Linked DNA regions of Mus musculus: region 2 is linked to region 1. Evidence: chromatin loops called from intact Hi-C (ENCODE). Cell type or tissue: gastrocnemius. All regions are shown on one strand.

The links. Hi-C counts contacts between places; a loop is a spot of excess contacts. Peaks named below come from ENCODE experiments on the same cell type or tissue, not always from the same donor. Only the 100,000 strongest peaks of a DNase experiment are listed, where the experiment ranks them.
Region 2: a loop joins it to region 1, with 3 times the contacts of the local background. A loop is called at or near these places in 28 of 42 quality-filtered maps.

Annotation. Positions count from the first base shown.
Region 1 is chr2:84,667,172-84,675,171 of GRCm38, forward strand. Btbd18 (BTB (POZ) domain containing 18) reads left to right here. Exons shown (of 5, transcript NM_001145100.1): 5 at 1-1,610. The coding sequence ends at 1,020. Selenoh (selenoprotein H) reads right to left here and starts at 3,537. Exons shown (of 4, transcript NM_001033166.3): 1 at 3,312-3,537; 2 at 3,074-3,219; 3 at 2,816-2,945; 4 at 2,044-2,226. The coding sequence starts at 3,415. The coding sequence ends at 2,845. Tmx2 (thioredoxin-related transmembrane protein 2) reads right to left here. Exons shown (of 9, transcript NM_025868.4): 6 at 6,329-6,435; 7 at 6,083-6,148; 8 at 5,853-5,982; 9 at 4,140-5,361. The coding sequence ends at 5,218. In gastrocnemius, no CTCF peak of the experiment used is centred here; a DNase peak (open chromatin) is centred at 3,571; H3K4me3 peaks cover 1,508 bases; H3K27ac peaks cover 1,260 bases.
Region 2 is chr2:84,613,896-84,621,895 of GRCm38, forward strand. It overlaps Ctnnd1 (catenin (cadherin associated protein), delta 1), which reads right to left. Exons shown (of 19, transcript NM_001085450.1): 4 at 6,940-7,092; 5 at 6,024-6,559; 6 at 2,585-3,048; 7 at 1,193-1,376; 8 at 1-110. Among named protein-coding and RNA genes, the nearest start is that of Ctnnd1, 33 kb to the right of the region's middle. In gastrocnemius, a CTCF peak has its summit at 4,084; a DNase peak (open chromatin) is centred at 4,086; H3K27ac peaks cover 1,417 bases.

The DNA of each region.
Region 1 (8,000 bases):
CCCTCAGATGTAGAAGAGCCTTCTGGAACTCTGCTGTCCTCAGTTAATGAGCAGGAAATACCTGCTAGAATACAACTGTGTCAGGACTCCCCAGAGAGCCCTAGGCTTCAAGACATTCTGCTCTCTGCTAGCCACTCCCCAGACCACCCTATGGTGAAGTCAGAGTTTGGGTCTAGTCCAATGCTGACAGGGAAGGAATCTGACTTGAATATTGACTGCAGAGAGCCCTACACATTCGACACAACCTTGCTTGGCCAACCTTGTGAGGCTGAGCAGTATCGAATCACAAGTGCTGCAGCTACCAGTGAACTGGAAGAGATTTTTGATTTTATGCTATGTGGCTCAGATGTTGAGCCACCAGTAGGATCTTTGGAGAGTCCTGGGGCTGAAGGCTGCAGAACCCCAAGTTATCACCTGTCAGAAACAGGAAAGAATTGGATTGAAGGGGAAGAATGGTGTTTGCCAGACATGGAACTCTGGCCCAGAGACCTCACAGGATTGGAAAAGGAACCAGTTAGTGAGAACAAAGAGCCAGTTGAGCCCTTTAGTCCCCTTGTCATGCGCTCTGAGAACACAGAATCATTTGAGCCCCTTAGCCCCCTTGTCATGCCCTCTGAGGTGAGTAGAGAGGAACTTTCACTAAGAGGCTCTTGGACTCCAGACCTTGAAATTACCAGCTCCCAGCCACTGGATGGTCAGGGAGAAAAACTTCTCCACTTTGACTCCTCTGACCCTTCGCAGAGATCTTATAATCATCTCTCTCCTCCATGCTCAGACTGGGCAGAGACAGGTCTGGAAGTGTCCCTAGGCATGGATGACGTATTGTGTCCTGTTCCCAAGGCAGTCAGAGAAGTGTCTGCCAACCCTGAACAGCTGGACCCACTTCCTGGCAGTTCTGAAGATGAAGAGATTGATGTGGTAGACTGGACAGTGGAAAAGAAGCTGGGGCCCACTAGTGTTCCCTCTGTTTGGCCTGACCCTTCCTCAGAGTCAGAAACTGAGGTAGATATACTAACATAGTGGAGGCAGGAGGGCAGGTTAGAGTTCCTGGGAGGGTGATAACTGTTCATCAACAGAAGGCGTTCTTGGCAGAAAAGCAAGCACCTCCTCAGAACTGATCTCCCCTCCTCAGGTTTCCGCACCAGGCAGAAGTCAAACAGCAATACCATGGTTAGAAAATTATGAACAAAGCAATTTCTTTGTAATCCATTTTTCAGTGACAAAACTATGTGGTACCCAACTCAGGTCATAAGGATAGTTATGAGTAGCCTCTCAATTCATGAGATATCTTATAGTCACTGAAAATTCAGGGAACTTCAAGCACTGTTTGTGGTTGTATTCAAAGAAGGTTTGAGAAGGAATGAAGCCATGTTAAGTAGAACACTGAAATGAGTGGAATCTCTAAATTGCCCAGGCTGGCTTTGAACTTTGACTTCTGCCTCAGCCTCCTGTAGCTAGTGTTACAGGCTTGTGCCTCTAAGCCCAGCCTATGGGGCTTACTCACTGCCAGTATGGGAAGTCAAGGAAAAGCTGCCACAGAAGCTAGAAAGATGTTACTTCCACGACCACTTCTGAGAAGTAGATTAAAAGTAGTTGCTTTTAAAAAACAGATTTGCTTTGTGGTTTTGGTTTTCATTTGTTTGGCTGGTTTTTTTGTTGTTTTTTTTGCTTTTCGAGACAGGGTTTCTCTGTGTAGCCCTGGCTGTCCTGGAATTCACTCTAGATCAGGCTGGCCTCGAACTAGAGTGCCTGCCTCTGCCTCCCAAGTGCTGAGATTAAAAGCGTGCGCCACCACGCCCAGCTGTGGTTCTGTTTTAAGCAAGGGTCTCTGGTAGGCCAGATTGGCCCAGTCCCCCTGTGAGACTTCAAAGTGCTGAGATTGCAGGTATACACCACCAAACCTAGCAACATTCTTGTTTTATAAGTGTTTCACCATAGGCCTTACAATTTCCAGACACGAGTTACTTTGCACTCTGAAAAATACAGACCAACAGCCCCACAAAGCTGGTTCTACCCATTCTTTAAGACAAAATTTAAACTTGCTCCTTATTCTCAGATACTTGACCTTTTATTAAACAATTGAAACACTTTTACAATGTCTTGCTGGAGGGCTGCCTCACAACTGAACCATCACTTCTGGTGAGGAAGAAACTATGGCTTCAGGTGCATAGCTTAAGTTTGGCCATGCACCATCATAAATGCTTCAACATCTCCAGGGACTGAAAGCTGCAAACAGAGAAGGGAACATCAGAGTAGGGTTCCATCACAAGGACCAGGAGACAAGCCCATCCCCACCTACAACTCTGGAGCTCATTAACTTCACCTTCCATCAGTGATCAGTCAACATGCATGAAACACGGGACAAAAATAAAATCCATGTAACCAAGAAGTGGGGGTACGAGCGGGATGGGTTGAGGCTATCTTATCTCAGATTACTAACAAAACACAGAAAAGCCAGGTAAAGTGAAGTAACAGCAAAGAGGCTGTCAATACAAGGGAGAAAAACCTTAACTACAAGTAAGCCACACTTTATTGAATTTATTGATTTGCAATAGACTCATAGAATTAAAATAACACCAGAGGTGGAAAACTGAATTAGCAAACAAAACTTGCCTGTGCCCTCAGGCTAAGACTTAACTAACTCAAGAGAGTACAAATGGCTCTTAGATTTGTTTGGGGGTCGGGAGTGTTATCAGCAGGAGTTCTACAATTTAGCTCCTCTTCGAAAATCCCAAATCCCATGAAAAATACACCGAAATGGTAAGGAGACGTTCCCTGTCTATCCCAGTGTGCATGCCCTGGTCACGATGCAAACCTCAACATGAGGACTCTTTCCCAACCTCTTTATGAAAGGTACTTCTTCAATTCTTCAACCACCTCTTGAGGCTCAGGAAATTTGAGCTTTCGTGGAGGGCCCTTCTTAATACCAGTCCAGAGTTCAACACCTGGGAAAGGATGGGATAAAGCCAAATTATGGTGGTACTCATTGGTACCCCCTCCCCTCAGTTATCAGGTGGCCGGGAGTCGCTTCTCGCCCCACCCCCACCCACCCCCCATCGCGGCCTCCACTCACGGCTGTTGTCCGAGCGCAGCAGCGTCACCTCGAAGCTGCCCCTCCGCGGTTTGGACGGGTTCACTTGCACAGGTAGCTCTGGGGCCTCCAGTTGCAGAGCCTGGCTCAAGGCAGCAGCATGGCGGCCGTACACGCGTCAGCTCGTACTACAGACACAAGCGATTGCAAATGGGGTCTCTCTGGTCTCAGCCGCCAGAGCCAACTCTTTCCCGCCCTCCTCGACTCCCCAACCCCTCACCAATGCTCAATGACCACGGTCGCGCCCTCCGCCAGTTTCTCGCGCTTGTCCACCGTCTCCATAGGCGCGGCCCCCGCCTTACGCTTTCTTCCGTGGGGGGCCATGGCACGGATTTCGGGGATGGCGCGTTGGTGGAATAAGGGGCGATGCAACTCCGGAGAGACAAACCAGCAGCCGGGAATCACAGATGCAAAGTTCAAATCTCGCAGCAAAGGGAAATGTGCGGGGGTGGGGGGAAGGACACGTGATCTGAAGGCGGGCCCTTCAAGCCCAACTACGCTATCAAAAGGGAGTCGGCGCGGAAATCCGGATCAAACCAACATTGTACAGCACTGAGGGGGTCTGTCTTGGGCGGAGACGGAGGAGTCTTGAAAGCCTCCTTTGGCTGGGGGTTTTCGGTATCTATACCTCCTACCCAAGGATCCCCAGACCAATCTCAGGGAAGTCTACTCCACATTTCCAGGGCGTTTGTACATAGACTACAGAATTCTAATTCGCACCGACATTGTTACTCCACATCTCCATGCGGTGAAACAAAAACGGACCGGTTAAGTGTATTTGAACCCGAGCCATTTACAATCCAGACGCTGTAGCTGGTGCCTATCTTCTCAGACACCCAGGTGAAATCAAGAGGATGGTGAGTTAGGGTTCATTTCTCCAACTGATCAAGGCCCTCATCCACAACCTTAAAAAGGAAGTTGAGGTCTAGAGGTGTTTGGCTTTTAGAGTCCCTGGGTTTGATATTCAATTTTAGGATTAAAAAAACAAACAAACAAACAAAAAAAGCAGTCCCCCGGCAGCTGCCCACTAGTAAAGGAAAAACAGCAAGGCAATCAAAAGAACAGTCCCTTTATTAGGGGAAGCGGTGGGATAGGAGGAGAGAACAGCTGTCCAGCCGTGGGGCTTTCTTCTTCAGGCCCCACCACACAAAGGAACCTCTCAGGTTTATATTGCCCTTCTCAGTTCCCACAACACAGGGTGGCCATTCAATTCTATTTCCAATGATGAAAATCATGGTTGAAGGCTTTTAATTGGGAACAGTGACCTTAAATGATAACACATACAAGCCTTTTATGTGTTCCTCCGTCACGTGTTTGTGCACTACATGCATACAGTGCCAGCCAAGGTCAAGGGCGGATGTTGGAGCCCCTGAGACTAGAGTTACAGGTGGTTTAGCCTCTATGTGCTGCTAGGAATCAAACCTGGGTCCTCTGGAAGAACAGCCAATTCTCTTAGCCACTGAGTCATCTCTCCAACCCCTTAAATTCCTTTCTCTTTACGATTTACTTACTATATATAGTATTCTGCCTGCATGCCAGAAGAGGGCATCAGATCCCATTATGAACCATCATGTGGTTGCTGGGAATTGAACTCAGGATCTCTGGAAAAGCAGCCACCAGTGCTCTTTCTTAATCGATGGGCCATTTCTCCAGCCCCAAACTTAAATTTCTTAATGCACAGATCAAGACAGAAAGGCCTAAAGGAAGAAGGGGTCCTTGAGGAAAAATTCTAAGGGCTTTATACTGACATCTAACATTAGGGTTTAATTTAGTCTATGCTTTGCAAGCTCACTAGGAGGAATAATTAAACCACAGACTGGTAATATCCAAGTGTTGAATAGCAATTTACACATTGACCCAACCTTGGAGGGAAACCATTTCTACCTCTATCGATAAGATCACTCCCTTCGAGAAACAGCTGACCAGGGCAGATGCGCCCTTCATAGTAGAATACTTCATGGTTTCCAGGATGCTTCTTTCAAAATCAGAAGCAGGCACAGTGCCCCTACCCAGGCACAGCCAAACAGAAATCAAAAGGCCTCAGGCAAGGATTGTGGTTATAGCTGGAACTGGGCCTCAAAGGTTCCTGAAATTGACAGGAGAGGAAGCAAAAACAATGCAGGATCCTATTTGTCCTTCTTGTTTTCCCCATCTGGCACAGTAGTGGGAGCAGGGTCCACAGGCTTCTCTTCTGACATGTCTCCACCCTTTGAGTGCTTCTTGGCTCGTTGGTATAGCTCATTCAAGTTGAATTCTCGAATCACATTCTCCTATGCAAAAGAGATGAACACATCAACGGCTGGGTGAGAAGGTAAAGTTCAGAGAGCAGGAGCAGGAAGTATTTAACTAAGCACAACCTGTAAGTCAGAGGGCAGCGACCTGCCCTAACCTACCTCTTTTCTGATACTTAAGTGTTCACTAGAGGCCAGTTATTGTGCCAAGAATTCTATCTACCTGCAACTGTAAAGCAATATGAGCCAGGTGGTACTGCCTCCCACTTACTCAAGTTTAGCGATGAGGAACCTAATTGGCTACAGAATGAATACAGGCACTTCACAGACCAAGTCTTTATCATTTTTCCTCAGCATTAGCAGCATATAACATAAACCTGCTGACTTAATAGGTGACATCCTGTAACTAATCTACATCCTCAAAAAACAGTGGGCCAGTGTCAGAATTCGGGATTAAACCCAGACTAAGAATAAAGCCCAATCACTGTTGTGTATCTTTCTCCAAACCACTGCCCATGTGTTTCACCTACCTCAGAAAAGGTCCAAGAGACAGCTCGTCCTTTCTTGTCAATCTGCGGCCGACGAATGACCTCCTTGCCGCCTTGGAACAGAATCAGGGTAGGGAGCTGTCTGGTGAGGGGTGATGTGCTCACTTTGTACCTACAGGGCCAGACGAGGACTCTGAGTAGTGCACCTGTATACATCACTTACATCACTCCAGGAATCCTCACTCAGGTCTTTAGCCCAAGCATCTACATACCGTGTGCTAACGTCAGTGTAGCGTCCAACATCTACCTTCCCAAAATTTAGCCCTGAACAGTTGTACCTGCGAAAAAATATAGTATTTAACATACGGAAAAATAAAGGGATGGATGGAGGGAAGTCAAAGCATAGCTACCTAGGTAAGAAAGGGAAAAACAACTTTGGATGTGTGAAGTTTAAGGACAAAGGAAAGGCGCTAGCTACTGCGTTTCTGTTACTCATACGCCTCAGTGTGCATACTCACTTGAGGGACAAGTCCGCATAGATGGGAGCAAAGGATTGGCAATCATTAGACCAGTTGGCAAAGAACTCCACAATCCAAGTGACCCTCTTGTCTCGCTCCAGCTCCTCCTACCCCACAGAGGGAAGAGAAAGAGGGTAAAGTCACCTGGGCATCTGAGAAGGTTCGGACCAGTGACAGCCCCGGGCTGCCCCTTTCCCATACAGGTACCCTGACAACCTTTCCAGGTTTGTCTATCGGTGCCAGGGATTGAATCCAGTGCCTAATACATCCGAGGCACTCACTTTACCACAAAAAAAGAAAAAAAAAAAAAAAAAAAAAACACCACTTTTTCGGGGGAGGGGAAAAGGTGGGGGGAATTAAAATAAGTATTTGTAAAATATTATTAATCAGGAGCTGGAATTTCCCAGCTGTAATGGCCATCAATTTTTTTTTTGTATTTTGTTTGTTTGTTTGTTTGTTTGTTTGTTTATGTATTTATTTGGTTTTTCGAGACAGGGTTTCTCTGTGTAGCTCTGGCTGTCCTGGAACTCACTCTGTAGACCAGGATGTCCTTGAACTCAGAAATCTGCCTGCCTCTGCCTTGCGAGTGAGTGCTGGGATTAAAGGCGTGCGCCACCACCACCCAGCAATCTTTTTTTCTTTCTTTCTTTTTTTTTTAATAACTAAAAAAAAAAGAGAATTGATTGTATTTATTGTGTGAGTGTAGGCATGTGTGCCACTGCCCGCTTCAGTCAGTTTTCTCCTTCTAGCCTGAAGATTGAGGCTTAGCAGCAAGGACTTTTTTTTCAGTTTATTTTTTAATTATTATTTGTGTGTGTGCGCGCGCGTATGTATGCGCACCACGGTGCACTTAAGGAGGCCAGAGGACAAACCTGTGCAGCTGATTCTCAAACTGTACTTCTACCTGGGTTCCAGCCACCAAGTTTCAGGCTGTCAGGGCTTGTGCAGCAAACATCCTTACTTGATGAAGCCCATCTCACCGGCCTGGCAGTCTTTCCTGAGACAGAGGTTTCCTACAGAGCTGGAACTGCTCTAGAACTCACTGTGTAGCCTACACTTCCTCAAACCTGCACCAACCCACTAGGCAGGCCTTTAACTCCAGCATTTGGTAGGCAGAGGCAAAAGGATCTCTGATTTGAGGTCAGCTTGGTCTATGGAGGAAGTTCCAGGATAGCCAGGACTACCCAGAGAAACCCTATCTCAAAAAAAAACAAAATAAACATACAAAACAAAGAAACAAAAAAACCTTGCAGCAATGTAGAATAATACAATTAAACTTATGTCCATCTGGCTTCAAAAAATGAGACATAAATAATATGATATTTATCAGGTTCTGCACAATCACTGGGGGATACCCCAATCTAAATCTCTCATGCTAGTTTGGCTACTGCCCCAATTATGCTCCCCAAATACTTGCTGTTTGCTGATTCTCTGAGCTTTTTCTGCTCCAGCAGTCTGGTGTCCTAGGCAGGGCTGGTCATAACTCAGAGAGACCTCCTGTCCTCTCCCTCTTTGCCTTCTACGTGCTCCTTCTCCTCGTGGTCCCTACCTGTGACCCCCAAATCTGGTAACTCAAACTCGATCCCCTCCCCACCTCCCGCCTTATTGGCTGTCGCTAATTTTACTTAACCGCTAGTTTAAATTGGGAAGCAAGGTTTATACAACAAAGGCT
Region 2 (8,000 bases), 53 kb before region 1:
CTGAATCCTTCTGCCCAATTTCTGCCTGAACGATGAAAATGAGGGCATCAACTAAGCCGTCACATTCCCGAAGTTTCCTCCGGGCTTCACTCCTCTCTGAGCTTACGTTCCTAAGGGAAACACAAAATTAAGTAGAGGACTTAAATCCATAAAGTGCCCCCCACAGATATTGTTCTTCATTTCCATCGAAAGCTTCCTTAAAACCTTTTGTATTCAGTACAATAGGCAATTGATACTTAAAAGCAAGGTACTGCAGTTGGAAATTGACTGAAAGTCTGTCTGCTGAGCTTTCTCAAGCTTGTGAAGTCCTGTTGAAAAACATGCATACCAGGAACTGGAACAGGCAGGCAGCGTCAAGAGCACTAGCACTGGATGCTCTTCTAAGGACTTGGGTTCAACCCTCAGCACCCACACAAAGGTTGTAGCTCCAGAGGATCTGACACCCTCTTTCAGGCTAAGTGGCAGATAGTTTACCCAAGATTATACAAGGCAATGGGTTTAATACCCAGCACCACAAAAAAAAAAAAAAAAAAAAAATGGGTTTGTGGGGAGGGCAGAACCAACATCAGTAAATCTAGCCAGAAGTCATTTGTTATATAGCAGCACAAATAAATACAGACAATGACAAAGGTGTTTAATTTGAAATACAGATGACCATGACAGGAACCAAGACACAAAAATCCACAACTAGGTAAGAAGCTTGTATGTGGGAGGCTCTAAAAAGGCGTTTACCTAATTAGATGAACAAAATCAAAGAGGAATAAAAAGTGAACAGGAAGAGGGAATAAACACACAAGCCGATAAACATGGTACACACAAGAAAGAAGCAAAGGCAGGTAGGCTGAGGTCGAGTACACACAAGGTAGAGTAAAGGTTGCCTAGAACATGCAATGTCTTGAATTTGGTCCTCAGTACCACAAAATAATCATAATTAAAAGAAGCAGGCAAGCAAACAAACAAACAGAAACTCAACTTCTAATTTAAAAAAAAAAAGAAAAAGTGTCCAACTGGGGTGCATGCATATATGTATGGGACTGGAGACTGCACCCAGGGAAGCACCTTAGCAACGAGTTCCATTCTATCTGCAGCCAAACCACATCCCTTGTTGAGACAGGGTCTGACAGGTTTATAGGCCAGCACTACCAACTCCAGCAAAAATTGAATCTTTATAGTCTTGAAAACCTCCACTTACCGAAGGCAGCCAGCAGTGTTGGTAAGCACTGACTCCCATTCAATATGCCGTGGCTTACAGTCTTCATTAGGTTCTCTCTCCCAACCAGAATGTGGAATGATAACTTCATCTGTCAAGGCATGTAGCGCATGGTCCACAATCTCCATTTTGATTGAATCATGGGATGAGAGATTCCACAGGGTTCCTGACAGGGACAATTCAGAGAGCTCTTTAGCACCCAAGACAGTATGTCTGCAGAATATCAGAGGCAGCCCTATTCTATTCCTTCTTCGTCAATGACCACAGATTTACCCATTACAGAGTCTAGGACTCCATGTAGTATTAGTCAGGCTTCTGGCCCATGGTAATATGTATTTTATAGTATAGTTTAATATAGGCACAAATAGCTTTACAAAACAATCTACACCAGTTTCTTTAGCTCAGCAACACAGTCACTTTGGACCACATAATTCTTTGCTGTGGGAAGTTGTCCTGTCTATTGTTGGATGCTTGCCCGTTAATCAGGCCCTAGCCTTTACTCATTGGATGCCAAGAACATGCTCTACCTAACCTCAAGTTATGACAACCAAAAGCAACTGCAGCAATGGAGATGTCCTCTTGGGGCAAAAATATCCTGCCAATTAAGAACCAATATTTCTTTTTCTTTCTGGAATGGTGATTATACCCCCACAAAACGGATCACCTTGTATAATCTGGAAAATTATTCCAAATAAATGGCCATAAACTCAAATTTCTAAATGGAACAGGCTGCTTGAGTCAAGAAAGGTACACATTTAAAACAGATTATAAGGTTGTGGATAAATGGCAATTGCTCTCCAGCTTGTGTCTTTGGAAAACAAGTTTCTCTACTACTATAGTTGGTCAAAAATAACAGACTGCACCAGAAATGGTGGCCCACTCGTTAATCCTAGAGCTCAGGAGGCAGAGGCAAGTGGATCTCTGTGAGAAGACAGCCTAAGCTACATAGTGAGTTCTAGAACTTGCCTACATAGAGAAAGACTTTACCTCAAAAAAACAAGAAAACATGCAGGTATGCACAATGTGTTGGAGAATATTGCGTGTGTCATGTGTCATCCAATCAAATCTGTAAAGCAGATTTGACCCAAGGCTACTCACTACCTCGGAACCTATAATCAAAAGATAATGGATTGGCCAGGCATGGTAGTGTATGCTTTTTATCACAGAATTTGGGAGGCCGAAGCAGGTAGATTACTTCAAGTTCAAGTCCAACCTGCTCAACATAGTGAGTTCTAGGCCAGCCAGAGCTACACAGTGAGACCCTGACTCAAAAAGAATTAATTATTCAATAAATTAATTAAAAGTTAAGAGTCTAGAAAGTTCTAGATCCATACCTGTCTATAGATTAACAGTGACCTCTAACCTGGCACTCACCAGTAATCACTTCAGTCAGGTCCATATCACGAGCCTTTCGGAGCAATCGGACCAGAGCAGGAACACCATCACAGTTTTTTATGGCGATCTTGTTATCTTGGTCACGTCCAAAAGAGATATTCTTGAGAGCTCCACAGGCTCCGAGGTGCACTTCCTTTTTGGGATGGTCTAACAATCCTACCAATATCGGGATACCCTTGAGCTTCCGCACGTCAGTCTTCACCTTGTCATTGCGGTAGCATAAGTGCTGCAGGTATGCAGCTGCATTGGACTTAACAGCATCCAAGCGGAAGCCTAACATGGCAATCACCTCTGGCAGCTCAGGCTGTCTCCAGTTTGAAGGTGGGGGCATTCCCTTTCGCAAACTATCCAAGCTTGCTAAACTGCCCCGCTCATGCTGAGCTAAAGGAGCCCAATAGTACTGATCAGGCGGCACCTCTTCACCAATCATGTCTTCATAGCTCCTGCAATTTTGAAAGAACAAAGAACCAAGCAGTTAAATCTGGCTTCATAGACATTCCTATTACCAATCATCTTCAAGGTAGGATCACAGCTCTACAGAGATCATGTGTCTCCTCTGTATGGTCAATTTTTAATAATTTTGTGAGCAAGTGCAAGTACTCTCAATGTCCCTCGACATTATTATTATTATTTTTTTTTGAGACAGAGTTTCTTCCCAAATCTGAAGCTTGCTGATAAACTAGTCTGACTGTCCTGCAGGACCCAAGGATCCTCTTATCTCTGCCACCACAGAGCTTAGCTTGTTATGTAGGTACTGGAGCTCAAATCCTGGTCCTCATGTTGTGCAAAAAGCATTTCACCAACTGAACTCTCTCCCTGGGTCCAATTTTAATAACTTAAAAGTAACCTGTGGCCGGGTGTGGTGGCGCACGCCTTTAATCCCAGCACTTGGGAGGCAGAGGCAGGCGGATTTCTGAGTTCGAGGCCAGCCTGGGCTAAAAAGTGAGTTCCAGGATAGCCAGGGCTACACAGAGAAACCCTGTCTCAAAAAACCAATGAATGAATGAATGAATGAATGAATGAATAAATAAATAAATAAATAAATTTTAAAAAGTAACCTGTGAAGTTTGCTGATTGAGAAAGACAAGTATGTGGAACGTTCATCACAAAGAGAACACACAAGGAATCCGCACACAGGAAAGAGCTAGTGGAACAAAACTATTAAGCTCGCCCTATTTTGGAAATTGAAGAGGCACTGATCAAGAAAAACAGAGGACTTCTGGCTATATTGTTGAGGAGTTAGCTTTAGTACTACTGAGGCATAAACTTGAACACTAGCTGTCACAGTTCATCCCAGGGCCTCACGTGCTATTCAGTCAGACAGGTATGTTCCAAGAAGAGTTCCATCCTTCAACTTCTACATTTCCATGTCTGCCAAATGGCACCTATACACCAACATATATTGGAATGTCCCAGCTCTTGGATCAGAAGAAGAAACTGAAAGATGTCAGATGAGAAGCAACACTTCCTGTTTCAGTACCATCAATACCCACTAGAGGGTGAGCCTGTCACACTGTTATTTATAAGTACAAAGGAAGAACCCTATTATCTATGAGCTCACCTCACTCACCACCAACCCAACCCCCCCCCCCCCCCCCCGGGCTCCCACTGGGATAGGGGACTCTATTGTGTAGGACTCTCCAAATAAGACTTGCTTGTTCCATAAAACCACTCCCACAGTCACCAAACATTGAAAATTAGCCTACCTAACAGGTATCAACACTGATCATTAAACAATAAAAAACTCAGTAGAACAAATCATTTCATTAAAAAATAAATAGACTTGGCAGTAGTGGCACATGGCTTTAATCTCAGTAGTTGGGAGACAAAGGCAGGGCAAATCTCTATGAGTTCAAGGCCAGCCTGGTCTACAGAGAAAGCTCCAGGACAGCCCTGGTCTTGAAAAACCAAGGGAAGTAGGGGGTTGATAGTAAAGGCACCTTTAAACTTAAAATGTCATTTAAACAAAATAAAGTAAGTTGTTTTGTTTTAAAAGCAGATTGCTAAACACTATATGAAAAAATATTTCCTTTTAATGAGAAAACAGGATACATGTTTTCAAGAAAACCCCAAGAAACACCAAACTGTCCATGAGAGAATGGTGTTTTAGGCTGTATGCTGAGCATATTTTACTTTTCTTGTTTAAGACAAGCAACTATAAAAATAATTGCCACTGCCAGATTTTGTTTCAGTCACTCAAGGAAGTCTATCTTTATACTTCCTTCTTTCATAGGCAGTAGATCAAGATTCTTTCACAAATAACAAAACTGCACAAATGACCCAATAACTTGCTTAAGGCTCTATAGATAATGGCAGAGGCAAACTAAAACCAGGGTTTTCAAGTTCAGTGCTTTTGCCACTAATCACTGCCTTGCTATGAAAGTTTGACCTTGCACTATTCTTGAAGGCCGAAACAGGAAGCAGAATTCTTCTAGTCAAGAATCTTGCTAGTCAAGCAGGATTCCAAACTCAATGTCACCCTGGAATAAACCCAAGAACCAAGCCCCAAACCCGCTCTATGTGACTGGCACTTCAAAGGACAGCAGGGAACAGTCTGGTCATCCACACCCACCTGTGTCTAATCTCTCTTGGCTATTGAGGAAGTCAGAGCAAGCAGACTTCAGCCCCACTCCTTGGGCAGACTCTTCTAATGATAGCTGCTATCTATCTACCCTAGCTAGCTTACACCAGCTAAGATCTGGTGCCCCTTTAGGAATAAAAGGTGAGTCACATGGGAGTTGAATTTGCTAACCACGCCATCTGAAGAGTGTCAGTGACTCAGGCTTAGATAATAGGGCCTCTACTCCTGTCCCAGACTAATTCAGTTTATGGTTAGCCAATACCACCTAATATACATTTGGAAAGTGCCAAGACCTTTGCTTTGGAAGGTCATGAACCTACTTACAAAGACTGAGAACAGCTGCCAGGGCACCCTCACTATCAAGATAACTATAAGCCTTCCTTTATTTCTTAACTTGGAAAATATAGACCCTGATTTTAAAGTAATGTTTGCAGCCCAAGACCAAACATGTTTTTTTGTGCACACCCATAAGTAAGAGTTTTTAAAATAACCTTTTAAAAATATGAAATCCCGACAAGAGACATGACAAAGGCACTAATGAACAGCACACAAAGCCTAAAATGGGTCCTTTAAAAAAGGTCTACCAGCCAGAGCTAAATAGTGATACCCTGTCTCAACAATAACAAGAATAAAGAAAGGGAAGGAAGAAAGAAAGGGAGTGAGGACCAATCAATCCCATTGTAAAATCTTCCTCCATGGCAACTACGCATCCAAACAGTCAGCATGGCATCTTCAGCCAGCAAAGATCAGCTCTAGGAGGAAGAGCCCTCAGAGCAGACAGGTGCTTAGTGACCTCTAGGAGTCCCTAAAGCTACCTCTTCCCCCACTCCTGCCCACCTGAGGCGTCGTCGAGGGTCAGAGGGTGTTCCTGTCCGACGGGCAGTACCATAATCAGACATCATGCCGTAATCGAGGTCATCATAGCCCATGCTGCGCTGGTCATCCTCTAGCCCGTAAGGCTCAGGATGAAAACGATGCAGGTCCACACTGCTTCCACCTACTCGAACCTGGGGCTGGGGCCCATAGACATCTTGTCTACTGGGTGCCCGGTAGCCTTCCATGCTGGGCCTATACCGCTCCTCAATTCGGGTCACCCGGGACAGACTGCCGTAGTTGTCACTGCCACCTGGATAACCATCTTCATAGTGTCGGCCATACCCATCTGGAGGATAGTGGAAGTTCCTAGGAAGAGTGGCAGTGCCCGCTTGCCCCACATAGGGACCAGGGCCCCCATTGCCATTCTTGCGAAAATCACGGCCCAAGGTCTGGATATAGTTATTGGAGACTGCTGAGGCGTCCACGGGCAGCCCGTCTGGCCCCATGGGGACAGGCTGTACTGTCCGAGTTGTCATTGTCTTCACAACTTTTTTGACCTTCATTTAAGGAATAAGAAAAGGAAAACCAACTATTGAGGAAATAAAGAATCTAAGTTTAAATTCCACAGTACTCTAAGATAGAAACCCTACCCTCTAGGTCTTTATACAGAAGTGTGTGTCATCTATATCTCTTCTCCATCCTACAGAAGCCCTCAATGGAAAAAAACTGCCCAATCACTAACATCCTCTCCGGAAGCTACTGTAACTGTCATACTCCTCCTCTCTTCCCACTTCCTGAACTTCTTTTACCTTGTCTCTTTGCCCAGGCATCACTTTCTTTCTGGCAGACAGTGGCTTTGGCTCACTTAACTCGTTAGCTTCTCTACTAAAATACCACAGAGGACCTATCATTCTAAGACACGAAAATCTCAGCTTACTGTGGTCTCCGTGCGTCTAGTGGTCCCATCATCTGTGGTCTCCACAGAAACAACAGACATGGCTCCTTCAGGGTCCTCCTCGGTGTAGGTTTCCACAATCTGTCCTGGCTCCTGCATCCTGGGGATAGTGCTGTACAGAAGGTGGTTGTGATCCTATGAGAGAGAAAAGAGTGAAAATACAACTGAACCTATGTAGTAACAATCTATTCTAGTAAGAAACACAGGTGCCTCTAGAGACAGGAGGCCTTCATGCATCTCCCATTGTCCTCAGGGGTTTTTAATAAAAAATGGTTGTCATCTTTAATACTTGTACAAAAAGGCAGGGCATGGTAGTGTACACCTTTAATCCCAGCACTCAAGAGGCAAATGCATGCAGACCTGTAAATTCAAGCCTACCCTAATATACACAGCAAATTCCAGGTCAACTAGGACCACATGTAAAAGGACAGAAAATAAAACTTCCTAGTACTAGCTATCTAACACATATAAGTTTAAAAAGGTAACTAGAATCATGCTGACATTGCAGTGACTGGGACAGCAGGTTACCTCCCATTCTGGTCCCCGACTTGGATATTAACTGTGTTAACTGTAATATTTACACTGGAGCAATACTTCAAAAAGAACAGCTTACTCAGTAAAGATACGGATTTTAAAAAATAATAAAAATACCAGGTTTTTGCTTTGTTTTGGGTAGCTAGGCAAGCACCCCACCTGCCACTGAAAACATTTGGAGCCTCCTCCTACTTTTACTTTGGGATAAGGTTCCAGCAATCTCCCAGGGAGGCCTTGAAACTTTTGATCCTCCTGCCACAGCCTCCTAAGACACTAAGATTAGATTTGCCCCATCAGGCCCAACAAAGATTTTGTTATTCATCAGATTCGTTCATCTCCTCAGTTAGATTTTAGGTAAGCTTTTCTACAATGTAAAATTATGCTCTCCCTCAAAACAATTGCAGTTTTTGGAGGATCAAATGAGATAGGAATACCATGAGAAAAGCCAATGATTAAAAAAAAAATCAGCAAAACTATAATTTGAAATGGTACCTTTTTAATTTCCAAAA